Linked DNA regions of Homo sapiens: region 2 is linked to region 1. A link is a loop called in an ENCODE intact Hi-C map of the cell type or tissue named here. Cell type or tissue: gastrocnemius medialis. All regions are shown on one strand.

Evidence for each region. A loop is a pair of places that touch in the nucleus more often than their neighbours do. Peaks named below come from ENCODE experiments on the same cell type or tissue, not always from the same donor. Only the 100,000 strongest peaks of a DNase experiment are listed, where the experiment ranks them.
Region 2: it touches region 1 in a loop (2.6-fold over the local background); 2 of 110 quality-filtered maps call a loop at or near these places.

Annotation. Positions count from the first base shown.
Region 1 is chr17:29,386,184-29,394,183 of GRCh38, forward strand. It overlaps TAOK1 (TAO kinase 1), which reads left to right and starts at 4,180. Exons shown (of 20, transcript NM_020791.4): 1 at 4,180-4,841. It overlaps MIR4523 (microRNA 4523), which reads left to right and starts at 4,479; the gene lies at 4,479-4,547. It also overlaps the pseudogene RNU4-34P. RefSeq lists enhancers at 3,736-3,975, 4,096-4,185, 5,346-5,585 and a silencer at 4,226-4,695. In gastrocnemius medialis, no CTCF peak of the experiment used is centred here; DNase peaks (open chromatin) are centred at 777, 4,118 and 4,964; H3K4me3 peaks cover 2,500 bases; H3K27ac peaks cover 2,809 bases.
Region 2 is chr17:30,112,892-30,120,891 of GRCh38, forward strand. It overlaps NSRP1 (nuclear speckle splicing regulatory protein 1), which reads left to right and starts at 3,925. Exons shown (of 7, transcript NM_032141.4): 1 at 3,925-3,972; 2 at 5,189-5,282. The coding sequence starts at 3,953. It overlaps MIR423 (microRNA 423), which reads left to right and starts at 4,188; the gene lies at 4,188-4,281. MIR3184 (microRNA 3184) reads right to left here and starts at 4,269; the gene lies at 4,195-4,269. RefSeq lists enhancers at 3,436-4,635, 3,668-3,787, 3,808-3,907, 3,938-4,037 and silencers at 3,750-4,351, 4,288-4,357. In gastrocnemius medialis, no CTCF peak of the experiment used is centred here; DNase peaks (open chromatin) are centred at 3,890 and 4,330; H3K4me3 peaks cover 1,995 bases; H3K27ac peaks cover 2,143 bases.

The sequences.
Region 1 (8,000 bases):
CAGACAGGAAAGTTCTCTAAGAACTGTAGAGTAATTAAAAAAATTTTTTTTTGAGACAGGGTCTCACTTTGTCACCCAGGCTTGAGTGCAGTGGTGTAAACAGGGCTCACTGCAGCCTCAACTTCCCAGACTCAAGTGATCCTCCCACCTCAGCCTCCCTAGTAGCTGGGACTATAGGTGCACACCAGCACACCCAGCTAATTTTTGTAGAGATGGGGTTTCCCCATGTTGACCAGGCTGGTCTCAAACTCCTGAGCTCAAGTGATCTACCTACCTCAGCCTCCCAAAGTGCTGGGATTGCAAGTGTGAACCACCACACCCGGCCATAGGGTACTTTTTGCCAGAAGAAGAGGGAGAAATTTGGGACAGACAAGAATAACAGATGTTCACTACAAGTGGAATAGAACTGCTAGTGAGGCTAACTGATACGTTTTTTGTGGGGATGCTAGCTAGAGTAGAATATATTAGCACTTGTGGTCAGGTGAAATAAAGCAGCTATCACCTGGATACAACAGAACTTTCATATCCAGACAGGATCTTCACTATAAGTCTGAGACATGGGTAGGGCATATTCATTTTACAGTATATGCTTTTGGGAGTCAAGAGACACAGAGAAGCATAGCAGAAAACACATCATTTACATGACAGGACCGGCTATAACTCCGATACGTACATCAGTTTGGGAAGCAGGTGACTTCTAGACATTCTTAGAACCTTAGACAATCCTGAAAACATTTGACATGTGTAAGACTCCAGAAATACCCATCGGCCAGGCACATAGTGCCAAAGTGACAGTAACCTCCAGAGAACTCTAGCATGTGTGTACACCTTTTCCTAGAGTTCTCTGTCACACTAACATTTGCAGCAGCTATTCTTCCATACACTCCAGGCAAACAGCTTTCATTCACTCACTCTTCTTGACATCTCCCACACCTAACCCAATTTCTGACACATAGGAGAAAATGTCTGCAGAATTATTGAACTGATAGCAAACATTTGTTGAATGTCATTATGTACATTATGCTAAGTTTGTGGACATAGATATAAATAAGACAAATATTCATATGCTTGTGAAGATCACAGCCTGGTGGGAAAGGCCAAAAAATAAACAGTTCTGTGTGAGGACTATTTGGTTGCAAACAAAAGAGAACCAGACCCAACGTTAGCTTAAGAAAAATGGGAATGTTTTAGCACACAAATGCTAAAAACTCCAGGGTCAGGACTGACTTCAGACAGAGTTAGTTCCAGGGCTTCAGTGATCTGGTTTTATCTCCAGAATGTGTTTCCCACTGAGTTGCCTTTGTTCTGGGGCTTCACAGCAAAAGGCAATAGCAATTCCAGTCCTTACATTCTCTCAAGGAAATAGAATGTAGTGGCTCTGAGAACTGCTTGAACCCGGGAGGTGGAGGTTGCAGTGAGCTGAGATCGTGACACTGCACTCCAGCCTGGGCAACAGAGCGAGACTCCGTCCCAAAAAAAAAAAAAAAAAAGAATATAGACCGAGCACAGTGGCTCAGCTTGTAATCCCATCACTTTGGGAGGCCAAGGCGGGTGAATCACGAGATCAGGGGTTCGAGACCAGCCTGGCCAATATGGTGAACCCCCCCCCGTCTCTACTAAAAATACAAAAATTAGCCGGGCGCAGTGACACGCGCCTGTAGTCCCAGCTATTCAGGAGGCTGAGGTAGAAGAATTGCTTGAACCCGGGAGGCAGAGATTGCAGTGAGCTGAGATCGCGCCATGGCACTCCAGCCTGGGCGACAGAGTGAGACTCTGTCTCAAAAAAAAGAAAAAAAGAAAAAAAAGAACACAGTGGTTCTGGATGAAAGCTGAGTTTGACAACTGGCTTCACCACAAACTGGCTATAAGAACTTTGACAAGTTAATCAAAATTCTTCTCTGTGCCTCAGTGCCACTCTTTCTTTCTTTCTCTCTCTCTCTCTTTCTTTCTTTTTGACAGAGTCTCGTTCTGTTGGCCAGGCTGGAGTGCAGTGGCACAATCTCCTCTCACTGCAACCTCTGTCTCCTGGGCTCAAGCAATTCTCTTGCCTCAGCCTCCTGAGTAGCTGGGATTACAGGCGTGTACCACCATGCCCGGCTAATTTTTTTCACGATGTTGGCCAGGCTGGTCTCGAACTCCTGACCTCAGGTAATCTGCCCACCTCAGCCTCCCAAAGTGCTGGGATTACAGGCATGAGCCACCGTGCCAGGCCCAGTTCCACCATTTCTAAAAGGGAATAATAATTATACCCACCCAATATGGTTATTGTGAGGAGTAAATAAGTAGAGTGTTTAGAACTCTCTCTGGCATATAATCAGCACTCAATACGTGTTAACTATTTCACTATTTTTGTTATCATCATCATCAAATTTCAGAAACTTTGTGCAGTGGCAGTATTGTAGCCAATGAGATTTATCCGAGGTGTGATTATTGCTCATTGAAAAATCATAGGCTGGGCACGGTGGCTCACATCTGTAATCTTAGTACTTTGGGAGGCCGAAGCAGGTGGATCCTTTGAGGCCAGGAGTTCAAGACCAGCCTGGGCAACATGGCGAAACCCATCTCTACAAAAAATACAAAACTTAGCCAGCACGGTGGCATATGCCTGTAGTTCCGGTTACTTGGGAGACTGAGGTAGCAGAATCATTTGATCCTGGGAGGCAGAGGTTGCAGTGAGCCAGGATCACACCACTGGATTCCATTTTGGGAGTTCAATATATATATTACATTTTTGGGAGAAAATAAGAAAGTTTCTTTCCCAAAAAGCCAGAGAAAATCTTATTGTACCCATTGGCTCTAATTGGATCATGTGCCCATCCCTGAGCCAGACTAGAGGAAGGTCATACATACACTGTATACACGGATTGCTTAGGTCTGATCAACATGCTCCTTCCTTGGAGCACAGATCTACTATGGCCAGCCTGGTCTCGAACTCCTGACCTCAGGTGATCCGCCCGTCTCAGCCTCCCAAAGTGCTATAATTACAGGCGTGAGCCACCGGGCCCGGCCCAGAGTTAATTTTTATTCATGAAACTCATATAACAGGTTTATTTATTTCAGTCGTTTTGTTGGTTAAAGAACCAAGATTTTTTATGACTACACTTTGTGTACACTTTTAGGTTCTCTCTTTTTTTTTTTTTTTTTTGAGACGAGTCTCATTCTGTCGCCCAGGCTGGAGTGCAGTGGCGCAATCTCGGCTCACTGCAACCTCCGCCTCCCGGGTTCACGCCATTCTCCTGCCTCAGCCTCCCGAGTAGCTAGCTGGGACTACAGGCGCCCACCACCACGCCCGGCTAATTTTTTTCTATCTTTTAATAGAGACGGGGTTTCACCGTGTTAGCCAGGATGCTCTCGATCTCCTGACCTCGTGATCCGCCCGCCTCGGCCTCCCAAAGTGCTGGGATTACAGGCGTGAGCCACCGCGCCCGGCCTTACACTTTTAGGTTCTTGAATAAGTACTGAGGGAGTTTTCCCTAAAAAAAAAAAAAAAAGTTTTGAGATAAAAGAATAAAAACTCTACTTCTTCTTTGCATAGGAGTCTTTAGTTTGTTTGCTGCTCTTGTTCCAAAACTTCTCATTACTCAACCTACTAAACCCACAGACACTTTTCAAGAAGTTATCTCTTTTCTACATCACCAATATATAGGGTGGCTTAGATCTGTATTTCCAAGTCTTACTGTCGTTCCAAGAATTAGTATCAACTATTAGAATCTCAAAAACTCAACTGCATACTGATTGCGCTGCCCAGTGTACCTCTGAATCCCACGGGGGAGGGGGTGTAGAACCGAGTTGTGCAGGAATGGGATATTCCACACTTCAGGGCAAACTTATTCGCAGGATCAGTGGCGGGCTTTGGAGGTGGGAAGCAGGAAGGAAGGGGAATGCAGATAAACTCTTCTTCTTCAGATCTCCGGGGTGAAATGAATGCACCTGACGCCCGCGTGGCATTAGAAGCTCCGCGAACTCAGTGAGGCCATGCTGGACAGAGGCTGGAACTCCGGGCCACCGGGACAACTCTGCCCGTAGCAAGCCTTGCGCGCTCCTGTGAGGGCGCGCGCGCGCGCATGTAGTCGTGTCTCGCGCAGGGTCCGGCCTGTCAGGCGGAAAATCTCGCGAGATCGGAGACGGGGGATGACGGTCTGGAGGAGGGGAGTGGTGTCGGGTAAAGGGGGGGAAGCTGGGCAGCGGCCGGGCTCTGTGGCTTCAGGGCTCGGGGAGAGAGAGGGAGGGTGGCAAAGAGACTGAGTCGGTGCCGCCGCCTGCCTGAGGAGAGAGGAGGGGTCCCGCTCGCCCTGCGCCCTTCGCGGGCCGAAAGCACTAGGCACTCGCGAACATCTGAGGCCTCCCGGCCCCGGGGGACCCCGCCCCGCCGTCCGCCGGCCGGCCCGCGGCCTCTCTTCCCTTTGTGAGCGCCTCCTTACCAGGGGTGGTGTTGGTGGCGGAGGGCTGCGCGTGGGCCCGCCCGCCGAGGGGCCGCGGCGGGGGACCGAGAGGGCCTCGGCTGTGTGAGGACTAGAGGCGGCCGAGGCCCGGGCCGGTTCCCCCGAGGCGGCGACGGAGACGGCTCCCGGCACTTCCCCGCGCCATCTTAACTGAGCCCAAGCGCTGAGGGCGCCTCCTCGACCCCGGTCGTCCCCTCGCCCCCCCCCCCACCCCCCGCCGCCGCCGCCCCTTGTTGCAGAGCTTGGGCTGGGCGGCTTGCTGGGGCTCGGGGGTGGGGGGCGGCGATCTGTCGCCGGGCCCCCTCCTCCTCCTCACTCCTCACCCTCCAGGGTAGCGGCTACCGGAGCGCTGCAGGGGGCTGCGCCTGCCTGCTCCGCCCCAGACCTGTCGGCGAAAGGGTAAGGGCACCTCTGCTTTGGGAAAGGGGGATATAGAGGGGGGCGGGGAAATTCGGCCCACTCGGGCCTGTGTGTGGAAGAAGGGATGTGGGAGTGGGGTGGGGGAGGGAGAAAAGGAGGGTCTGTGATTCTGTGGGTGGGGTGAAGAAGCTGGTGAGCTGGGCGCCCTCCGGTTTTAAGGGGCGAGAGCAATTCCATTCCTTTTTCCTGAGGGTCACCGGAAGGGGTGGTGGAAGGGGGATGTTTCGAGGAAGGTGTGGCCCTCACAGGGAGACTGGGTTGATGTGCACCCCGGTTTAAAGGCGCGAGGTCCCCTTCCCCTCTGGTGCCTTTGCTCCTCTTCTCCTTTGTAGTGTCTGTGTATTCTTGGGAAGGGAGACTGCTCTGGGTGGCTTGCTGGGTGGATTCCACCCCCTAGCACAGGAAATCTATACCCCTCTTCTGTAGGGGCGATGGAAGCGTTTCTCTCCCCGTACCCTTCCCCCTTCCCCATCCTCTAGTCTACTGCAATGCTGCAGAAGTCCAAGGCAGTTTCTTCATACACAGACCCATGTATACACAGAAGGGAGGGGGAGCAGGAGAGGGAAGTAATGGCGCTTCCCTTGAAAAGGTTACTCTTTTTCCTTTGGTTTTAAATCGACGACAGTATCGTTTTAATACTCTTCCCCTGAGATCTGTCCATGGGAAGTGTATCTGTTCTGGTGTTATTGTTGGGGGATATGGCCTCTCGAGAGGGACACCTCTCCTGTTAGAACAGTTTTGATGTCTCTCTTTTTGAGAGATGTCTGGATTGACATTTTTTGTGAGCAGGTTGGATTTTAGTTAGAATTCAAATAAAATAATTTTGTACCTCCTCATCCTCATTTCCCTTTTCTTTTTCTATGACTTTTGTAGTTCATGAAGAATTATTGGCCTGGCGCGGTGGCTCACGCCTGTAATCCCAGCACTTTGGGAGGCCAAGGCGGGCGGATCACGAAGTCAGGAGATCGAGACCATCCTGGCTAACACGGTGAAACCCCGTCTCTGCTAAAAATACAAAAAATTAGCTGGGCATGGTGGCACGCGCCTGTAGTCCCAGCTACTCGGGAGGCTGAGGGAGGAGAATCGCTTGAACCCGGGAGGCGGAGGTTGCAGTGAGGCGAGATGGTGCCACTGCACTCCAACCTGGGCGACAGAGCGAGACTCCGTTTCAAAAAAAAAAATTATTAACAATTATTACATACAGACAGCCTGTCTGATTCAGGGCATTTCTCCCTAAGCTGTGAATTTTTAGGGTTGATACTGTTGTGTATAATATTGAAATTGGATTTTTTTTAAAATGGTAAGGTTACAAACCTTTCTGCAGCTGTTTCTTTGTTCTTATTAATCTGCCTAATTATTCTATGATCTATTTTCTGTAGTCAGTCATTTTTCACTTCTTTTGCTACCTGTCATGTTTGTCTGAAAGCAGATCATCTTATCTGGTTTACAGTAGTACTTGTTGGTTTTGTTCTTAGTTGAGTAGAAATAAAAATTTAAACATTCTGGAAATGTGCTGCCAAGTGCTTTTTGTGACCAAAGAGTAGTTTTCAAGTCTCCATGTACTGATGATACATTTTTTTCAAGTGTTTAGTAAATACTGGTGATGTGATTTCAAAATATTCCACATATGACTATTAATAGAATTAATTTTTTCCCAAAGTGAAGAAGAAGACTAAAATGTGTACAGATAATGAGTTGTCTTTGGTGTATTTAGTGTTTTCAGCTCTACTTAGTGACTTATTTTTAAATACTTCAAATGCCATCTACATTTTATGTTGTCATTAAATGTTGTCCAATAGAGCTTTTTTGGTGTGTTTGTTGCATTTTGAAACCTGTTTTAAGATAGGGATTTAAAGGTGTTAGTAGTAGCGCTAGGCACTAACTTAGTTTCTGTCATTTTATATCATGATTTTGATGTAGGAGACATGGTATGTTAAATAAGTTTTATTTTTTTTTCTCAGAAGATGGAATTCTCTTTTCTTTATTCCCTTTTAATGGTCATCTCAATTCATTGAAATAACACTATTCATTTGAGTATTTATTTCATGGGACAAAGCTGCATGTTGTTGATATGTAGAGTTTTCTCCATTATGGCAAATTATGCCAGGAAGTCTGATTCTCCGTATTATGGCTTGTTGTTGATAATTATTTCATATATACTAGCATGTGTTGATCGAAGCATACTGCTCAGTAAGGAGTGACTGCTTTTACCTTGGGAAGTTGTAGGCAGAGAGGATTTATCAATAGAGGCTACAAAACTTAAAGGATTTACATAGGGTGTAGGTTAACTATTTACTTGCTATATTTCAGCATGCTATAACTAAGGACAACTGAAAAAAAAACAACTCTCTTTTTTCATAGCTGGTAGGAATGTTGCCTAAAAGTGGAAAAGTATGTTCATGATCAATTAGATAAATACATTATTAAGGAAAAATTGCCTGAGGGTTATTTCAGATGACCTCTGATGCCACTGTCAGAAAGAAAATGCTGAGAGCTGTTAGTCTGAGTTGATTCTAGATTAGTATGGCACTTCTTATGTTTCTAAATAGTTCATCTACAAAATGGCAGTGTACATCACTTCCTGTTCTTTCACAACTGGCTCTTTCACTGGATTCTCTTTTAATGACTTAATTTTTGGCATTCTGATATCTGATTTGTTAATTTGGTTATAATTCTCATGTTTTATAGGTGGAAGAATTTCTGAGAATCAGCTGGATTTAAAGGCTTTTAATAGTTTAAGATTATCTTGACAGTAACAAAACATTGCTTCCAAACTAAAGGATAGTATTGCAAACAAATTTAAACTCTGAGAGGTTTTAAAGAAGTACAGCAATGTACAGAATCAGAAGTATGAGGGCACTGAATAGAAAATAATTATCGTATTTTTTATAATGTCGATTTTGGGAGAAGTGAGGATATGGCAAGTAATTGAATGGGTGTTGATATAAAATAAACTTTCTGTATAACAAGGTGTATACATGATATTTGGGCCCATGTTACGATGCCATTTTAACAGTAAGAAAGCAACTCTTTAGTTACAGGATACTAGAAAGACTGGATGCTCATAACTAACCATGAGTATGATTTATTTTAATAATTTGCCAGTTTTTTTTTTTTTTTTTTTTTTTTTTTTTTTTT
Region 2 (8,000 bases), 730 kb after region 1:
CCTTACAGCATTTCTTGTTAAAGTTTCAAAAGTTGGGTTCTAAAATGTTAAGAGGCTTCTCTGTGCCCTTACTCACTGCTGCAGTTACCACCACTGCTGCAGACTCTACAACACTGCATCTGAGAAACTGTCCCTTCTAGCCTAGGGAAAATCCCATGACTGCTTCATTAAAATGTCCCAAAGGCAATGGAAGAATACAGAATATAACAATTGAAAAACTCAAATTATGTAGGATATTGAGTTCTCCCCTGGGTAATTATGGGTAACTAATTCCCCATTCAGTCTATTCAAGCAAGAGGCAGGCAGCCCTGGCAGGGGGCTTTATTTTTTACTCTTTATTTTAAGCAAAGTAACACATACTCATAAAAAGTCATTCTGTTATACAAGGTCTGTTGAGACCACAGCATTTCCCAGCCCCACCTTACCTTTATTTTCCTTGCTTCTGAGTCAGCTACTTTCAATTCTTTTTGCTCAGGAGTTGGTAAACAGCCCATTGGCCAAATCTGGCCAGCTGCCTGGTATGGTAAATAAAGTTTTATTGGAATAGCTATGCCCATGTCTGTGGCTGCTTTCACATTACCAGGGCAGAGTTGAGTAGTGGCCACAAAAACCATATGGGTCACATGGACTAAACTATTTGCTATCTGACTGCAGAAAAAGTTTGCCAACCCCTATTTTAGCTGTGGTTTTGACATTTACCTCTATATTGTTAAATTACATGCTTGTGTGGCTACTTTTGTTTTTCCGATTTAGGCAATATCTATTAATCTCCCAGTATACAATACAAAGATTTAGCTCCTTCCTCAGCATATATACACACACGCTTCCCATCCATTCTTCCCAATATTATTACATGGTAATGTAATCAGAATAGATCAATATTCAGTGTTTATATTATCATGATTATGTATGCTATTTACAGCTTAGCCATGTTGTAAATTACAATTATTTTCCATTCCTGTACATCCTTTTGCTTTCCCTAGAGTTAATGTCAAAAGAAAACTGGAGTGCTATAATATCACACAAGTAGATTTCAGAGCAAAGAATATTATAATGATAAAGGTTATTTGATAATGAAAAGTCAATTAAGAAGACATTACAATCTTAAACCTAATAACAGAGCTTCAAAATACATGAAGCTAAAACTGATAGAACTTCAAGTCTATAGACATAAAATATTTACCTAGGACTGGGGGATTTGGAGGAAAATAGGAGTGACTAATAGGTATATGGTTTCTTTGTTGGGTATTAAAAATAATCTAAAATTGGCCAGGTGCAGTGGCTCACACCTGTGATCCCAGCACTTTGGGAGGCTGAGGCGGGTGGATCACCTGAGGTCAGGCGTTTGAGACCACCCTGGCCAACATGGAGAAACCCTGTCTCTACTAAAAATACAAAAATTAGCTGGGTGTTGTGGCGGGCGCCTGTAATCCCAGCTATTTAGGAGGCTGAGGCAGGAGAATCGCTTGAACCCAGGAGGCTTGAACCCAGGAGCTTGCAGTGAGCTGAGATGCACCATAGCTCTCCAGCCTGGGAAACAGAGCAAGGCTCTGTCTCAAAAAACAAAAACAAAACTAAAATTGATTGTGGTGAGGGTAGTACAACTATGACTATACTAAACATACAACTTGACTATACTAAACCCCACTGAATTGCACACTTTAAATGAATGAATTGTATGATATGTGAATTATCGCTCAATAAAACTTTTTAAAAATATTTTTAAAAATATTATACTAGATAGAAATCTGAATCTATACAAAGACATGGAAACACCAGAAATGATAAATATGTGGGTAAACGTATTTTTCCTATTCAAAAAAATCTTTTTAAAAACCAAGTTACTTTTTATAGCAAAAATAATTTATTGTGCATTTATGACATAGTGACAATAGCACAAAACTAGGAGATAAAATGGAAGTATACTTTTCTAAGCTTCTTATACTATACACAAAGTGGTAGATTCTTACTTTAAGGCAGATTGTGATAAGTTTAAGACATATATTAGAAACCCTAAAGCAACAGCTTATATAACAAGCAAAGAAGTATGGTCAATAAACCAACAAAGGAGGCTGAAGCATGAAAATCATAAGCTGAATCACAGTTGGGAAAAATAGAAAACAAATAGCAATCATACTTTTTTTTTTTTTTTTTGAGATGGGGTCTGGCTATGTTGTGCATGCTGGCCTCAACCTCCCAAAGTGTTGGGACTACAGGCCTGAGCCACCCCACCCAGCCTGCAATCATAGTCACTTTAATGAAAATGTTTTAAGCATCCAAATTAAATGGAAGAGACTGTCAGACTGGATAAAAAAGCAAGACCCAACTATTTTCTGTCAACAAGTGATCCAATTTGAATGTAAATACACAAATAGATTAAAATGGGTTGAAAAAGATACACTATGCTAGCATTAATCAAAAGAAAGCTAGTTATATTGATAGCAGACCAAGCAGACAAAGAAGAATAAAGGAATAAAGAGGGCCACTTCTTAATGCTATAGAGGTTAGTAGAGGTTAATGCAAGAGAACGTAACAATCCTAAATGTTTACATACCTAATTTCAAAATACACGACACAAACTGATAGAATTGAAAGGAGAAGCAAATTCGCAATTATAGTTGGAGATTTCAACATCCTTATCTCAGTAATTGATCTCTTTGGCTGCTCTGAGACTAGCTGGGAATGAACCAAGAGTGAATGAGTGCACAGATGTGGGCAGAGTTTTCAAAAAGGTATCATATATGGGCCAGGCACGGTGGCTCACGCCTGTAATCCCAGCACTTTGGGAGGCTGAGGCGGGTGGGTCACATGAGGTCAGGAGTTTGAGACCAGCCTGGCCAACATGGTGAAACCCCGCCTCTACTAAAAAAATACAAAAATTAGCCAGGCATGGTGGCGGACGCCTGTAATCTCAGCTACTCAGGAGGCTGAGGCAGGAGAATCGCCTGAACCTGGGAGGCGGAGGTTGCAGTGAGCCAAGATTATGCCACTGCACTCCAGCCTGGGCGACAAGAGCGAGACTACGTCTCAAAAAAAAAAAAAAAAAAAAAAAAGTATCATATATGATCCTGATTCCTATACCCAATGGCCCGTGAACAGTATTATTAATAATTTTGGTCCTTGGGCCGGGCGCGGTGGCTCATGCCTGTAATCCCAGCAATTTGGGAGGCCGAGTCGGGCGGATCACCCGAGGTCGGGAGTTCGAGACCAGCCTGACCAACATGGAGAAACCCCGTCTCTACTAAAAATACAAACTTAGCCGGGCGTGGTGGCACATGCCTGTAATCCCAGCTACTCGGGAGGCTGAGGCAGGAGAATCGCTTGAACCCGGGAGGCGGAGGTTGAGGTAACCGAGTTCGCGCCTTTGCACTCTAGCCTGGGCAACAAGAGCGAAACTCCGTCTCAAAAAAAAAATTTTTTTTTTAATAATAATTTTGGTCCTATGTAAGGTATTATTAATACACAGATTTTCATTTTTCGCCTAATTATCCTGAACCAGTTAAAGTGAACACTTGGAAGGGGGTAGGGGGAATATCGATAGCCATGGCAGTGGTTTTCAAACTTTATCAGAATTACCCGCTGGTTAAAATTCAGATAACTCGCTTCACTCCAAAGTTTCTGATTCTGCAGGTTTGGGGTAGGGCCCGAGAATTTGTCATTTTAACAGTATCTCCGGTGTTGCTGATGCCGCTGGTCCCAGAACCACACACTGCGAACAACTGGCCTAGAACGTTGTCATTCCTTTCTCCTACAGATTTTGAGGCAGCCGGTGGGCTCCGAAACAAAACAGAGGTCACTGGATCCGATTCCCAGTACCATAGAAGTGACTCAAACCAGCGATTCAACCGACAAGCAGGATCCGGGCCACCCAAAGCCGCGCGAGAGTTTACGTGACGACATCGGCGTCAGCGTCACGGAGGCGTCGGCCACGTTCAGCGGACACGGGAGCAAGATGGCGATTCCGGGCAGGCAGTGAGTGATCCGGGAGTTAGGGTCAGGCTGGGGGATGAGAAACTACGGCGACTGTATCTTTGGCCGAGGAGTTTTAAATGCGCTGGAAGTGAAGGGACTGTGTCGTCAAGGGTAGAGACGGGAAAAAACGAGAAGTCCTGAGGAACATAGATTCCCCTCCCCCGTACATTTTCCCGGATGGAAGCCCGAAGTTTGAGGGAGAAACTTGTGAGGAAATAAAGGAAGTTAGGCTGAGGGGCAGAGAGCGAGACTTTTCTATTTTCCAAAAGCTCGGTCTGAGGCCCCTCAGTCTTGCTTCCTAACCCGCGCTTGAGTTTCTCCCCGCTTGGATGCTCTCAGGGGCAGTGTGAAGAGAGACAGTTCCTGGCTTCCTTAGAGGGCCTTGTTCTCCTTGGCAGAAGCTCAAGTCCTGATTCCCGCCCTTCCTTCTCGTTTTAGGAATATTGTTCTGAGAAGCCACAGAAAAAGGGTAGGCATATAGGAAATTGGGGTATACGTTGCCGCAAAAGAGACAAATACTGTACGTACTTGAAAGTTTTACCTTTGATGTGTAATCCTTACTTTTGATGCGGCCTCCCGTGATCTCCGCATCTTAAAGGCCAAAACGTGAGAAACTAAAGGAGTTGGATCTGATGGGATGGTTCTCTCAGATGCTCCGAGGCAAAGCACATGATCTTAATAAAGTGTAATGCGAACTTGCCCCATGGCTACTTGGGTTTCTCAGTTATCTTTTAAAAATTTTCGTGAGTTACACTATCCAGTCAGTTCTTAGAAACTGTGTAAGTACACAGTAGGAAAAAAAATCTAGCCATTTTCTTGACTGTTTAGACCACAAGGATAGTTGAAAGCATTTTAAAATCTTTAGTGGACATGAACTAAACTTTCCACTACACATGTTTTTTTTTTTTTTTTTTAAATGTTACTGTCACTTCGCCATCTTAAAACATTTCTGAACTTTTCATTTACTTCTCTTCTTTGATAAAAATGGTATTCGAGTTTGGCCCGTGTCCACAAATGATCACTTAGAGTAGTAATTATAGAATCTTACGGCATGTTAGAATTTTGAGATCACTGAGAAGCAAAAACAGTCTGTTACGTGTTCATAAAGCTTATGACATGTTTTGATTTGGTAGCTTCATGTGGAAGAGGTAGTAGATGTATTTGTTAACATTTAAACATAAAGGTTTAATTTCTATTTCAAAAAAAATATATGCAGGTATGGGCTTATTTTGCCAAAGAAAACACAGCAGTTGCACCCTGTTTTGCAAAAACCATCAGTGTTTGGGAATGATTCTGATGATGATGATGAGGTAAGGAAACCTATGTTTTACTCGTGCATGGTTGGAAATGTAAATTTTTTAAAAATTGAACTTGTGACTCTGATACCTTTGCCTTTGTTATTTGTCAGTACAGTGGAGTATAATTTACAGAATTGTCAAAAAGGAAGGTGTAAAGAAAGCAGCTCCACCGATTTTTTAAAGATTTTTTTCCCTCTAAAAGCTGCAAACTTTACCTTTAAACAAATACACGGTCTTTTCAGACTACTGAAATTGTCATAACAAAATTGTTGGTGTAAAGATCCCTAGGTATGAGTTATTAAGATGTCACCAATTTTCTACAAATTTTTATTAGCAAAGCAGTTTTTAATTTGTTAACCATGAGCTAAGATCACTATATAACAGTTCTTAACAACGCTACTTTTTTTTTAAATTCAGTGTCTGCCAAATGTAATTGCTCAGTTATAATCGTGGTAGTGAATAGTTACTCTTGATAGTACTACAGTAACATCTAATATCAACATTTTCTATTTTAGCAGCCAAAACTACTTCTGTGAAACCCACAGTTATATATCAGAAACAATCCCAAATGTGTGCTTTTCTTTTCTCTTTTTTTTTTTTTTTTTGAAACAGTGTCTTGCTCAGTTGCCCAGGCTGGAGTGCAATGCCGCGATCTCGGCTCACTGCAACCTCCGCCTCCTGGGTTCAAGCGATTCTCTTGCCTAATCTTCCTGAGTAGCTGGGATTACAGGCACCTGCCATCATGACCAGCTAATTTTTGTATTTTTGTAGAGACAGGGTCTCACCATGTTGGCCGGGCTAGTCTTGAACTCCTGACCTCAGGTGATCTGCCTGCCTCAGCTTCCCAAAGTGCTGGGATTACAGGCGTAAGCCACCGCACCCAGTAAATATGTGCTTTTCCAATACTCCCATCATGTTTTAATATTTTTTTTTCTTTTTTTTTTTGAGACAGAGTTTCGCTCTTGTTACCTAGGCTAGAGTGGGATGGTGCAGTCTTGGCTCACTGCAACCCCTGCCTCCCAGGTTCAAGTGATTCTCCTGCTTCAATCTCCTGAGTAGCTGGGGTTACAGGTGCCTGCCACCATGCCTGGCTAATTTTTATTTTTTTATTTTTTTGTATTTTTAGTATTTTTAATATTTTTTGTATTTAGTAGATTTTCCTGCCTCAGCCTCCTGAGTAGCTGGGATTACAGGTGCCCCACCACCACGCCCAGCTAATTTTTATATTTTTAGGAGAGACGGGGTTTCACCATGTTGGCCAGGCTGGTCTTGAACCTAACCTCAGGTGATCCACTTGCCTTGGCCTCCCAAAGTGTTGGGATTACAGGCATGAGTCACCATGCCCAGCCTCTTTTTTTTGAGATGGAGTCTCCCTCTTTCGCCCAGGCTGGAGTGCAGTGGTGCGATCTCAGCTCATTGCAACCTCCGCCTCCTGGGTTCAAGCGTTTCTCCTGCCTCAGCCTGCTGAGTAGCAGGGATTACAGGAACACACCACCACGCCTGGCTAATTCTTGTGTTTTTAGTAGAGGTGGGATTTCACCATGTTGATCAGGCTGGTCTCGAACTCCTGACCTCAGATGATCCACCCACCTTGGCCTCCCAAAGTGCTGGAATTACAGGCATGACCCACTGTGCCTGACCGGTTTTCAGTTTTTATTATATAATAGCATGGGTGGATAATTTAACATATTTGATATTTCTTTGCTACTTTTGAAGACATTGGCTCTTTATGGCTCACAGTTTTTAAAAATTGAGGTATAATTTACATATAAAATGCTCAGATTTTAAGTGTACAGCTTGATGATTTTTGACAAATGTATATGCCCCAATCAAGATTTAGAACATTTCCCTCTCTCCCAAAAGGCTTTCCATACCCTCCTGCAGTCAGTCTACCTCCCCACTTGCTACCCCAGACAAATGCTCATATTTCTATCACTAGATTAGTTTTGCCTGTTACAGAATTTCATATAAAAAAAATCATACAGTATGTACTCTTTTATGTCTGACTTACTCCACTCAGTATAATGCCAGATTTATCCATGTAGTTGTAGAATCACATTTTTCTTAAAATGGATTTTTTCCCCCTTAACAGTGACTTAAGTTTTTCTTCCATTTTTCTGTTTTTATTTCTTCATAAAATATTAGAATAATTGACCATAAGAAATGAATCAAGGTTACTAGTTAAATCTCCATTTCTGCGTAGCCAACTAGAATATTTTCAAATGGAATATTGAGGAAGTTACTAATTACAACTTTTGAATTTTTAATTATGTCGTTGCATTAGTAGATATTTAATACCTACAATAGGTTAAGAGTTGATCAGTTTTGCATCTATATAGCCTATATACTTTTTATTATGTGGTACGCTTTAACAGTTTTTTTTGGGACCTTATATAGTGTTGCTTTCAACCAGTGTCTAGTCTAGTGGGGAAGACAGACATGTGAACATGAATATAAAGCAAACTGAAATATGAAAAGGAAACTAATATACTGAGGATTCCTGTGTGCTCATTATACTTTATTTGATCTTCAGGATCACTCTGATGTATTATTATTCCCATTTTACAGGTCAGAAAATTGAAGCTCAGGTTAAGTAATTTGTTCAAGGCCATGTGGCTGATAAATAAGTGTCAAGATTGGGATTTGAACACAGGCCTATCTGACCTTCAAACCTATACTATTCTTCTGTCTTGCCTTGTTTTAACAGTAGCGTTACAGAATGTGAATGAA